Regions from separate parts of the Homo sapiens genome. Here region 1 is linked to region 2. The links are chromatin loops, found by intact Hi-C in ENCODE. Cell type or tissue: heart right ventricle. All regions are shown on one strand. Each heading gives the region's core, and the rest is flanking DNA. Links, peaks and the distances in the headings are about the cores only.

Evidence for each region. Hi-C counts contacts between places; a loop is a spot of excess contacts. Peaks named below come from ENCODE experiments on the same cell type or tissue, not always from the same donor. Only the 100,000 strongest peaks of a DNase experiment are listed, where the experiment ranks them.
Region 1: it touches region 2 in a loop (4-fold over the local background); 4 of 110 quality-filtered maps call a loop at or near these places.

Annotation. Positions count from the first base shown.
Region 1 is chr7:113,889,198-113,895,919 of GRCh38, reverse strand. All of the region lies in intron 1 of PPP1R3A (protein phosphatase 1 regulatory subunit 3A), which reads left to right. Among named protein-coding and RNA genes, the nearest start is that of PPP1R3A, 26 kb to the left of the region's middle. In heart right ventricle, for the core only: no CTCF peak of the experiment used is centred there; no DNase peak of the experiment used is centred there; H3K27ac peaks cover 1,130 bases.
Region 2 is chr7:113,787,293-113,794,014 of GRCh38, reverse strand. No RefSeq gene overlaps it. Among named protein-coding and RNA genes, the nearest start is that of PPP1R3A, 130 kb to the left of the region's middle. In heart right ventricle, for the core only: no CTCF peak of the experiment used is centred there; a DNase peak (open chromatin) is centred at 3,824; H3K27ac peaks cover 442 bases.

The DNA of each region.
Region 1 (6,722 bases), core at 2,196-4,695, 100 kb before region 2:
GAAGAATTGACAAAAAGGTGCATTAAGATGATTTTAATGTGTGACGTAAGTTCATCAAAGCATTAAATTTAGAAATAATGCTTTAAGACTTACTGAATCTGCGTAGAAAACTTTTCAAATGCTGTTAAATACAAATCCAGTTTAATAATAGGGTTCTTGTTTGGATTTTAATGCAAACTAACCCAATTTACTGTATTTCTGTTTTCCCTGATACATTAATTTATGGCATGATTAGCATAAGTAGAATAATTTGAAAATATGTTTGTAAAATGGAATTGCTTGAAAATAGATATAAATTCCAACAGATTTCATATCATAGAGGCATCTAACCACTTATAAAAACTATAAAGCAGTAACTGATAATACAAACAAAAACATAGAGTAAATACTAGACATATATTTGATTGCATAGCAATCCAGAAATGTGCCCAGGATCTAAAAAATGACTTCATAGCTTCTAAAGTTAATATTTAAATAAGATATTCACTTCATTGTTGTGGCTACTTTTAACATTCTAACTTGCTTTGGCATGCTTTAATTTTATTAGTCCAAATTATTTAAGATATCTGGTGTTTTTTTTAACAAATGTAAAATCTATGATTTACCATAAAACATATTGAAGCATTGCTTTTCCAGTATTTTTATTGAGTTATGCATCATTTCACATGATTTACTCTCCAGATAATGGGAGGGCTATTGACACACATTTGAAATTCTTTGTCAAGAGCCAGGAATGAGATAGAAGCTGGGAAAAAAAGTTGAAGTTTGGTACTTTGTTCTCTTTAAAAAATAAACCACATGAAAACATCCCATCTTGGGGAACATTAGAGGCCACACATGCTCAGGTGAGTGGCTGCAGTTTGATGCTGTGAGCTCACACCTGCCACCCTATTGGGTAAGATATTCCTCTCCTGAGGGCTGTCACTTCTGAATGATTTGATTTCAAAGTTCGGAAGTCTCATGTCCTCCTGTATTCATTCCTTCTCCAAACTCTTCCAAACATATACTGAGAATATTGGTTTACATTTAAGATCACCTTTTCTTAACAACAGTTTTCAAAATAATATGTTAATTCAAATACTATAGAGTTTGGAGGTTAGAGCTCAATATTTAACAAATCAGGTGACTTAGGTGAAGTTTGCTGTAGATTCCGTGGAGGAAACAGGTTTTGTTGAAATGGAATTAGTTAACTCAGTGGTCATGACTCTAATAATGATTTTTTATACAATCACAAAAAATTAGCATCTTTATAAAGAAAATAATGCCTGAAATTTAGTATCCCTAGGAAAAAAAACACACATGACAATACACTGATTATTTTTGAAGGCTGTAGGTAGTATAAAGCTGTCAGCACTTACGTTGTGAGGAAATTGTGGAGACAGAATTGTGGAGATAAGACTTCTGAGGTGGCAAGACTCTCAGCTGGACAATCACTACTTTCTTGCTACCCACCTGTTCCAAGGGTGACTATTGTTTAAGAACGCAGGTAAAATAAGGACTTTAGGCCAATAACTTTGAGTTTTTTGTTAATGGTATCTCTCTGAAGTATATTCAGTTGTTCCAGTATCCATAGCTGAAAAACATTTGTATTTTTCTCTCGATTGAATATGATTGGCAGGTTGTAATGGAGTTCTTTGGGCCAGCTTTATCTGTAAGTCTTCTTCAGCTTACAATTTATGAATGCTGCTTGTAATTATATCTCATTCCAAAGCAACCTAAATGTTTTTTGGTTCGCACTTGGACCTCCCAGATTCTACTTAGTTATGCATTAGATCCTGACAATTGAGTGCCTCTTTGGAGAGTACACAGCTCTACAGAATTGCACATGGTGCCCAATCCAATCAGAGAATTAAGTCTAAAATGTCTTTTCTCCCTATTTCCTTTGGGGTGAGCTAGAAAAAAACACCACCACCTACCACTTTGTCACAACAAAGCAAATTTCGACCTGTTATCCTTGGTAGGAACTGAAGAGTTAAAAAAATGAAGAAACTTTTGAAGAGAGATTTAGCAAAGAATTCTCCAATAAGATTGTTTTTCAGTTGCTTTTCTGTCTGCTGTTGAAATTTCCTGGATCAATAAGGCAAAGTACCTCTTGTTTTCAGTAAGATCAAGCTCCGAGGTACTGGGCAATGTTCTAACTTAGATATTGAAATAGAGAAGATTTTTAGAAATGCAACAACTCAGTTTTATGCAAAGATGAAGATAATTCAATGAAACAATCTGGTCACAAACATATTGGTATGTTCTAAGTTACTTGAATGCTTGAGCAGTTTAGTACAGTTTCCCCAATGGACTTGTGGTTTTCCATGGTTTATAGTCACATTTTAAAATTAATAAATTAGCTTATATAATAGGTATATTCGATGTATTTTTCTTAATCAATTATAGATACTGGTAATGTTTTACTTTTGAAAAGGTTTTCTTTGCCATAAATAAAATATCATGGAAATAAACCATTCCATTACATGTAGTAGAAATAATATAAGACTAGCTCACAAGCTATGCAGGTGAGATTTCTGTGGTATTAAATTTAAATTAATAATACTGATCTTATGATTTAATTGACAATTTATCCTTGGCTATATTGCAATTTTAGGTAAGCAGTTATTTCTATTGATTCTACCAGCATTTTTGTTTTTGAAAAATATTAAGAATTTTTTCAATTAAATACCTCTAAATGATACTCAGAATACTCCTTTAAGTTATACAGATGTAGAGCTCTTAAACTGCAAGGCATGTTATTTAATATTAAAGCTGAGAAGTGAAATTGGTTCCATTTTGAGCAATGAAGGGGTTGATGGGTAGTGGCTGCCTGGCTGTGTAAAAGAAAGGTAGTGGGGCTCAATATGACCGCAGCAAGGAAGTCCCTTTATCTGTTATCAGAGCTTGCCATGAGTGTTAGAGAGAAAGGTCAGCATGAGTGTATTGTATTTGTGGCCTTCTAATCTAATCCAGAGCTTTCACTTTACACATAAGAAATGTGATGCCCACAAAAAAACAATGTGTCGGTCAAAACCAAAACAAAACGATGTGCCTTACTGTGTCAGTTATTAGTCCCCAGATTCAGCATAGAAGAATATAAAGACATTTTTTAAATTCTCACTGTTTCTCTTGAGATTATTTTTTGCTTCTTTCAATGCCTGTTAATCATGCCAAACTGTATTCATTTCGTTTTCATTTCTGGCATTATCATCAAGAAACTGAACCTAATGCATCTTTTCATCCTTAATTCCTTCTGCATAGTTCCTTAAATTTGTTTTTCCTCAGGCGCTTCTCTTCACAATTAGACACTGATCCCTCTTTTAATCAAATGTTCCTCTTCCACTTTTGGTTTTATTCCTGATCAAGAGAAGACTAGCCAGTACTGTAACACCAAAGGAAAATATATTAAGCTGTAGTAGTTGGCTAATGTATTATGAATTTTGCCTATTGTTAAGTATAAGTCTTTACTTTCTTCCTTTCTTCAATATATGAGTGGCTATGAAATGGCAGAATTCTAGAAAGTCAATTTTTAGAGAAGCTGCAACATAACATTATGAAAAGAAACAGTCCACAATACACTATATAATTATTTACCCTTGGAAAACCTGTTCGACATTTCTGTATGTGTCCACTTAGTGCCAATGACATACTACTCTTGAGTGACTTTTTAAAAAATCTCAAAGGAGGCTCATATTTCTGATTTTAAAGGTCATTTATTTTCCTTTCTTTTGTGGAGAGAAGGAGAGCAAAAGAAATGAGATCACAAGCTTTGAACAAAGAGGGCTGGTCTGAACTTGAGTAATTTCACATTTACTTTTTAGCTGTTTATCATAGAGTGAGAGGTGATGCCCAAGAATTCCAAGTTTGGTCCTGTTTAGAAAATTCTGAGCACTTTCAGGCTGAGTGTTAAGGAGACACAAATACAATATTCATGACTCACTTTGGCAATGATCCCTTTTCATGCCAACATTTTCATTCCTCTTAGAGCAGAGTTAGACTTTGCTGCTTACAACCTAATCCTGCCATTCACCTTAACTGGTTGGGTAATTCCATCACATCAGACTTAGACTTTGTGGCATAGATCTTTAAGAGGTTTTGCTCGTTTTTTAAGAGACATATGGGGTTTTAGCACAATGGCATTATAGGACCTTTGGAAAAACCATATTATTATACTAAAAATGACTACATTTTGACAGTGTTAAAATTAATTATAATTCCAAAAGCAAAAGTGCAACATATCCAGAAACTGCAGTAATATTAACATGGTGTCTAAATCCTGGCACTGAATAAATCAATTGGGTAATGAAAGAAGGTGCAAATTATCATGCCAGTGTACGTTGTATTTAGAGAGGATACTTTTAAATAAAAGGTTACTGTCACTGAAGATCTAATGATTTTTCTTTGAAGGGTGCTCTTCTGATAATAAGGGTATATTTACATGGCTGAGCAAGTATGCTATCATGGACTGCAAATTTTACTCTTAGAAGTACCTTGAATATTAAAGATATGAGAGAATATGGTAAACATTAAAAATATAGATAACTCAGAGTAAAAGAAGCAGCATACAAATTGGTTTTTGTGATAATGTAGAATTAATGATCAGTGTGCCATTTACTACATTTCCTAATAACAATAATAATTTATTAAACACTTTCATGTGTTGGAAACTATGCTAAATAATTACTCTGTGTTAGGAGTAGGCAAGATTTTAGAGAAAAATGAGGCGCAGAGAGGTTGATTAAGTATCTTGACTAAAGTCAAATGGTGAGTAATTGAGTTAGTAAGTGTTAAGTAACCGGAAATACTGAGATTTGCATGCAGGGTTTTTTTTTTTTTTTTTTTTTTTTTTTTTTGCTTTTTTTCCACCACATATTGACCCTTTATGGAAAGAACACTAACATAATGACTAAGAAACTTGGAGCTAGTTATGGATTTGCCACTAGTTGGTTGGTATGACTTCTGCCATATTGTTTAACTGGGCTTTAGTTTTCTTTTCTCTATAAAATGATGGGATGAGACAATCCAAGTATGAGGTCTCTTACAAATCTGAGAGGAATTTGGCATAAAAAGTAAAATAAATCTTTCTGTAAGTTGCATGGGGCTCAGAGGTAAAGAGTCTGTAGAACTCACATTTTTGAATGATTAATAGCTGACTTAGAAACACAAATTATTTTTGCTTACTTATTTTATTAGATAGGTTGAAAATGTCCTTCAATTTCTACCCCATTGATGTTTCATTATTTTATTCTGTAAGTCACAGATGATGATTGGTCTATTCTACAATGTGTTTCTTCTTTCCTGGGTGCATATGAGATACACAAACATTTATTCTTTTGTGCGTAGAGCTATGGCATAATTGTGTGTAACTTGCTGGAAAAGTTTGAGATGTAAAGAGGCACTTCGTGTACCACATTCCTGGAGTCTGAGTGTCTGTCTGCAGATATTCTTTTTTAATATATGTAGTTAGACAAGCACTAGTGCACCTCAGCTAACTCTGAGGTTCCAGTTAAAAATGCAGATTCCCACTGCCCACTCAGAGATGCTGATTCAGTAGATCCAATTTTAGTGCACTTCAGCTAACTCTGAGGTTCCAGTTAAAAATGCAGATTCCCACTGCCCACTCAGAGATGCTGATGCAGTAGATCCGATTTCTGGCCCCTGAATAGCATTTGTACCAGGTCATTTTCACATAGGAGGTCTGTGAACCACATTTTGAGAGGCACTGTTTGGGTTTGAATTTGTGCCTCTTAAGCTAGTTGACTACCAATTGGCTGGTGCCCTGGGCTTTTAGTCTTTCATTTTTACTAAATTGTATCTTGGATTACTTGACATGTTGAGAATAATTCTTTTTTTTTTTACTGATAAAGTTTTTGCATATAATGCCTTAAGCTTGGAATTGCTTCTCTCCTTTTCTCTAGCTAAGGCTTCTTATTTAGGTTTCAGCTTACAGGCCATGTCCTTCTAGAAGGTATTCCTACCCCACTCTGTTCCTCAGGGAGCACACAGTTATCATACCCTGGCGCTGTTGCTTTATGTACTTGTCCACTCTCCCCATTAGCTTGTGAGAGCAGGGACTCCGTCTTGCTTTTTTGGTAATCCAGCACAACATTTCACAATTGGTGGGTACTCACTAAATATTTGTTAAATGATGATGCATTGAATGAATAAATACAGATTGCTATAAATTTAAAATTGCTACTACATTTTACAAGTGTAACTATTGCCTGGAAAACATTCATTTCTTATGTTCAGGGCATATTTATTTAATGTCTACTAGAAGTCGTCACATAAAATTTCAATATTATGTCTCATTTCTTTGAAGTGAGGGAAAATTTACCGCAACTTATAAAGATAGTGCAAGCCTTTGTGCAATGATATTGTAAGGGAAAAAGGAAAAAATGTCAATCTGGGCATTTTCCATTCAACAAACACTAGTTTTCACTTCCCATTTGGTTAAAGAGTTTACAAGTTTAACATGTTTCCTTCAATAAAGCTTATCCTCTTTCTTTCACCCATGCTTTTCCTTTTAAGTCTCCATGTCAAGTAATGGTGGTTCCATCCTTTTAGATCTCCAAATTAGAAACCTCTGCATAATTCTTTATTTCTTGATATCTTAAGAGTTATGTAAATAGTAGCAAAGCATGCTTTAAACTCATATGAAACTAGTAAGAAGCAGGGCAACTGGGTTTGGGGCCAGGAATTGCAACTAAAGGAATGACTCTCCCACCTGTCTATCATCT
Region 2 (6,722 bases), core at 2,552-5,051:
TTTCTCTTGTGTTTAGTTCAGGGGCTGGGATACCAGGAAGTTTTTCTCAGTGTTCCTGCTTTCCATTCAGCTTTCATAGATGTGCATAGGCCCTGCATACCTGGGCCATCTATTTACCTCTTTGCTTCTGACCCTCTCAAAGACACAGATTGTTACTCAAGCAACAAGTATATGGCTCTATGGGGAAAAAGTGGCTCTCACTTGTCCTCCATTTTCAGTATTATGCAGGGCCTGTGCACTGGAGTCTCAAGGGGGAGCTTTTACAATGTTGTTTCTCCTCCAGTGGCAGTCATGTTTTCCCTTCAACACAGCATGGACTTTAGAGGGCAAGGAGCTTTCCTTCCTTTCATTGATCTCAGCCTAACTCTGTCTTCTGTCAGTGGGAGAGTTGACATGCGTAAGTTTCCTGCCTCTCCCCAGTAGCCTTAGACATCACTTTTATACTAGTACAAGGCCCTAAGCGCACATTTTTTATTTCCTGATTCTCTACCAGCAGCAGTTGGTTTTTCCTAGGATTAGTGGAGGATGGTAGGTGGGGAGTCATGTTTTCTGTCATTTTTCCCCTTGGTGGCAGCTGATAATTTTCTGGAACACGAAGCCAAGAAATTTTCCTGCCCCTTGCCACAGCTGACCACTGGTTCTTTAATTAGTGTGTACTATTTCTACCTACATTCCTTTGGTCTGAACTTTGTCAGTTGGTCACATCTAATTCTAATGGGGAGAGTTGGGAAATGTAGCCTTCCTGTGTACACTGTAGGAAATTAAACAGCATAATAAACACATCATGTTGTCTCTGCTTTACGAAGATAATGGGAAAGAGACTAAATTGAGGACTACTCCTAGTTTTCAGTCTCCTTGGCTTTGTAATCACGACTTGATAATCTGGCCCCTGTCTACATCTTCAGCTTTATTTTCTCCCACATTCTACACATATCCTGTGGTGCAGGATAACTGTTTACATGTATTTTAAATACTGCACTCTCTCTTGAGCATTCTTTTTGCATATGCTCTGTCTCCTTTCTTCATTGTTTCCCTTTTTACATCCTGTCTCCAGGGAATCATCTCCAGCCTTTCTTCCATGACCCTATACAATTTTACAGTTTTCTGTTTTAGCATTTATCAAGCTGTGTTATAATTGATTGTAAGTTATTTGAAGATAGGACAAGTGCAGAGACATGTGTTGGGTAACAGATTTCATTTTCTTTCAGGATATTATAGTTCTAGTGCTCTGAGAGAAATCTAGTTATCCAACACTAACTACAGTATTTACTCAACTTCTTTCTGGTTTTCTCTCATTCTCTAGCCTTCTTTTGCATATTCTACTACTAATTAAGTGATTTTGAAAAGTATTTCAAATTCTTGAAAAAGAAATACTTTAATAAAAATAATGGATAATACTTATTATTCTAAGTATCTCACATGTATCAATTCATTTAATTTTCACAACAACCTTATAAAGTATTATTTGTCTATTTAAGAAATGAAATAGAGGCTGGGGCAGGCGGATCATGAGTTCAGGAGATCGAGACCATCCTGACTAACATGATGAAACCCTGTCTCTACTAAAACTACAAAAAATTAGCCGGGCGTGATGGTGGTTGGCACCTGTAGTCCCAGCTACTGGGGAGGCCGAGGCAGGAGAATGGTGTGAATCTGGGAGGCGGAGCTTGCAGTGAGCCGAGATCTCGCTACTGCACTCCAGGCTGGACAACAGAGCGAGACTCTGTCTCAGAAAAAAAAAAAAAAAAGACAAAAAAAGAAAAAGAAAGAAAGAAGCACAGAAAGGTTATGTAACAATTTTACACAGCTAGCAGGGGTTAGGCTTGGGATATGGAGCCAGGCAATTTGACTTTGTGGTCTGGGCTCTTTGGAACAGGTGTTCATCCTCTGTCCAATTAACAGTGGTAATTACAGTGACATTACTTAATACCAAGAATATGACTATATCAGTCAGAATCCAGATAGGAAAACAGAAATATTTTATTATAGTTCATTTAACAGACAAATTTTAATTTAGAGTGTTGGTTAAACAGTACTGGAGGGCTGAGAATGATTAAGTGAAACCCTGAGGTTACAAAGGCTATGCCCCCTACCATCCCACTCCTACCCTGCGCACGCTCACCTCTACATTTAATGGAGAAGTTGGGAGGCAGCAAAAAGAATTGCCAGACCAATAGTCTAATGATGCTGTATCTGTAAGGATGTAGTCAGAAATTTGTTAACTAGGTAATCTATAGGGTAAAAGGGAACTCTAGGGTGTCACTGAGCCAGCAACTACAGGATGAGTTCCTAAAGGAGAAAAAGGGAAATGGTTAAAATTGTTAAGACTTAGCAGAGGGGTTCTGTAGAGTTGAAACTCAGACTACAGAGGAGTCTGAGATCCCATGAGTCTGGGATCCAGACTTCCAAGAAGTGGATGCCAGACCACTAGTGTGTTTGTCTCATGGTGATAGTGGGGAGGTCATGAGGGAGCTAGTTTTGCAAGTGTTCAAAACTCTGCAAAACTGATTTATCTGCTTTTGCAGAAAGGAATTGCTACTGCTGGGATGAAGAGTCATTGCTATCATGATGCTCAGAGGAACAGTAAGGAGGCAAGAAGCAAAACAGGAGATATCAAGGCTCTTCCTCCTCCTTTCTTCTAGCAGAATCCCTCTAGTGTCCCCTATTGTCAGAGTCTAACAGAAATGTTAACTATGGAGGTGAAATGCTGAAATTTGCTTTGCAGAGTTGCATCACTAGTGTTGCAAAGCCAAGTATAGATGAGTGGATTTGGAGCTAAGAGACAATAGATTGATAAGCAGAACAAATGGACATAGGTCTTGGGCTATATGTCTGGAGGAATGTGCTTGCTAGAGATAGGAACCTTCCAATTTCAGTTGTAAATTGAGGAGTGTGCCCACAATCCTGAGTTTCAGACTGACACTGTGCAGTCCTTCTCAAGTCAGCTGGCCTGGGACCTAAGTTGATGGGCAATAGTCAGCAGAAGACAGAGAGGTCCATCTCCTTAATGTGTCTACAAATGTCAAAAATAAGGTGAAGGTAGGATGGTAAGAAACGCACTCTCTCAAATTCCAGGGGGTGTTCCTAGCAGATGGGGAGCTCATCCTGAGATACAGACAGTAAGGAGCTGGGCTACTTTTCAGCACATGAGTCGTCTCAGCAGGGGTGATTGTGTACCTAAATTGTCTTTGGACCTGGCCTCCAAAGATCTTCTCCCAGGTCCTCAAGAAAGAGGACTTATAAGAAACAAAGTAAATAGACTAAAAAAAAATTTTAATGTAAGTATCTGATGTGATTAAAGCAATTCATTGGAAAGGTTAATCTAGAAATGACATGTTGGATTAGAAGGAAGGAGAATTGGCAGACAAGACGCCCAACGAGACAACGAAGCCTATTGTCTGAACTAGGGTTCTAACAAGCAGACTTGAAACACAAAAACATAAATACCATTCAAGAAGGGAAAGAGAAGGAAAAAAGATGATAGCCAGTGAAACTTATCATGTTATATAGAGCCTGTTGTTATTATGCCCATCTCCTTTGCTGGATTCTGAGCAATGGGTATAGAAAGACATTTTCTTGTTTGCCATTCTTATTGGGGGTTGGAGGGAGACAGGCTCTAATAAAAAAGCTATGGCATTATTAAAAACACAAAAGAGAAAGACTTCCTGAAAACAGCATAGTGAGAAGAGTACTTCTGGTAGAGATTTAGAAGGAGGCCTGCACAAATACATGCGAGTAGTGTTGGCAGCTGCTGGACAGTAACTTGAGTGACATTGGCAGGCTCTACTTGTGACAATTGGCAGAGTCATGAGGTCCAGTGTTATCAGCAACTGGCATGCAGTTAATCGTGGAGTCAATAAGGCTGTGTAGTGGACAGAGAGGGCCACACATTTCTGCAGACTTCCCGTAATGGCTGCCAAAGAGAATGTATCTGCAAACTCCACAATCCTGCTGCAGGGAGGCACCACCTTGGGGAGCGGGCAATTATAGTAAGGATGATAGTGACAGTGCAGCATCTAAACTTTATTAAAGTTACCTGGCACCTTGCTAGATGTTACACATACATTGTTTTATTTAGTTCTTATAAACCAATTCTAAAGTAGGTACTATTATCATGATCCCTACTTTATAGATTATGAAATTTGGGCTTAGAAAATTAAAGTGAGTTTGTCAAGATCACATGGATATAAATGGAAAACCCAGGTTTACTTTCTCAAAAGCCTGTGCTAAGGGCTACCAGGTCTTGTAAGGAAGCTCAGGCCAATCATGACTTTCCTCACCACACTTTCTGTTCCCATTGTCCATCATCTCCTCCTAAGCTCATACTGGCTGGAAACTGAGGGTTCTATGTAAAGGGTTGTAAGCATAATGGATCAGGGTTAATAAAATACAGGTTTACATGCAAATAGGTAATCTTATTGCTCCCTCCTTCACAGTGTTGTTGCTTCTCAAATATTTGTAATTCTTGATCATGAGCTCAGGTTTGCAACTGGTATTTCCCACTACATTAACCACTGCCAACTTAAATTTGCTATAGATTTTTGGCAGATGCACTTTATTTGGTTAAGAAGCTCTTGCTCTATTCTCAGGTTTCTAGGAATTTTATTATGAATTGGTTTAACCCATCTATTTTATTTTTAATATTATGGAAAATATTTCCATTTTTAAAAGTTCTGTTTAGTTCTTTATCAATTTTCCTGTTCTTTCCTTCTTTCTAGCTTAATATTTATTATCATTTGTTTATGTCTTTTTTCAATCATTTTAAAATGTAGCACTCAGCAAGATACTTTGCAACTTTCTTTCTTTGTTGAGACAAGGTCTCACTCTGTTGCCCAAGCTGGAGTGCAGTGGCATGATCACAGCTCACTGCAGCCTCTAATTCCTGTGCTTAAGCTATCCTGCCACCTTAGCCTCCTTAGTAGCTAGGACTGTAGAGGCATGTCACCATGACTGACTAATTTTTTAAAAAAATATTTTGCATAAATGGGGTCTCACTATGTGTTGCCTGGGCTGGTCTCGCACTTCTGGCCTCAAACAATTCTCCCACCTCGACCTCCCAAAGTGTTGGGTTTACAGGCATGAACTACACACCTGTCCCACAACTTTCTTTGGCTCTTGTGACTCTGTTTTCAACTCCCCTTTACATCAGTGTGGCATCCTTCAAGGCTGTGAGGCATTTCCAGGACAGTCAGTCTCAACTACTCTTCATGAACTGGTTTAAGGGTACTTTTCTATTCCCATATGAGTAGTAATAATTCATTTCCCAGAGCTTCAGAACTGTGTCGTGTCTGATACCCTAGTCTCCTGTCATGGCATCAGTTATATATCTACAGCTTTGATTGTTCTCTTCATTTTTCAGAAGTAAGGATTTTTCCATTCTTTTATTCTTTCCTTTTCCTCTTTTTTAATGCTTGGCTATGATTTATGTATTTTTGTTTTATTTTGTCTAGTACGTCTACATATGTATGGGAAGAGGGACTTCTGGGTTCACTCAGTTCACCATGTTGCTGGAAAGCATTATAAAATATTAGTGCTATAATAATCATTTTTCTATATGCCCTTTATATGCTAGTTCAATTTGGTTTTTTGAGGATAAATTTATACATGTGAATCTTCTTATAGAAAAAAAATTTAGAATTATGATTAATTTTTTTCAAATTTTTATCCAGAAAGTTTACAGTTTACACTGATACCAGTAGTGCCTGAGAATACATGTTCCAGAGACATGCTGAGACTTAAAGGTTGAATAAAAGTTTACCAAGTGAAGAAGGGAAGAAATGCATTCCATACAGAGGCAGCAATATGTAAAAATGCAAAGAAATATTCAAAAATATATTTCAGGAGTTACAGGAGATTCACTAGGGAATAATGAAAAGATTATGGATATATGAATTATAAAATCCTTGCTTTGTCACTTCCTTACCCACATCCTAGGAAGGTGGATAAATTAATTAATCCCTTAGACCTGATTTTTGTTACTTGTGAAATGATGGTCATCCACATTTTAGGTTTCTTGTGAGTACTAAGTAAAATAATGTTAGCAGAGTACCTGGTAGGTGATCATTCATTTAGTAAGTTATATCTTATGTTGTCAAGACTAGAATATTAGGTCTAGAAGGGTTTATTTAGAACTGATACCATTTTTTTTCCTTTAAATATTTGTTAGAATTCACCCATAAAACCCATCTGAGGGTCGGGCGTGGTGACTCACGCCTGTAATCCCAGCACTTTTGGAGGCCGAGGCTGGCGGATCACAAGGTCAGGAGATTGAGACCATCCTGGCTAACATGGTGAAACCCCGTCTCTACTAAAAATACAAAAAATGCCCAGGCGTGGTGGCGGGCGTCTGTAGTGCCAGCTACTCCAGAGGCTGAGGCAGGAGAATGGCGTGAACCGGGGAGGCAGAGTTTGCAGTGAGCCGAGACGATGCCACTGTACTCCAGCCTGGGTGACACAGTGAGATGCAATCAAAACAAACAAACAAACACACAAACAAAAAACCATTTGACCAGGTGTTTCTCTATGCAAAGATTTTTAACTAAAAATTAAGTTTCTTTGGTAGATATAGAAATATTCGGGTTATATATTGCCTTTTGAATGAGCTTTAGTAGTTTGTGTTTTTTAAGGAACTGGTTCATTTCAACAAAGTTGTCTAATTTACTGGAATAAAGTTATTCGCAATAATTTATTTTTACCTTTTAAATATCTGTAGATTCTGTGGT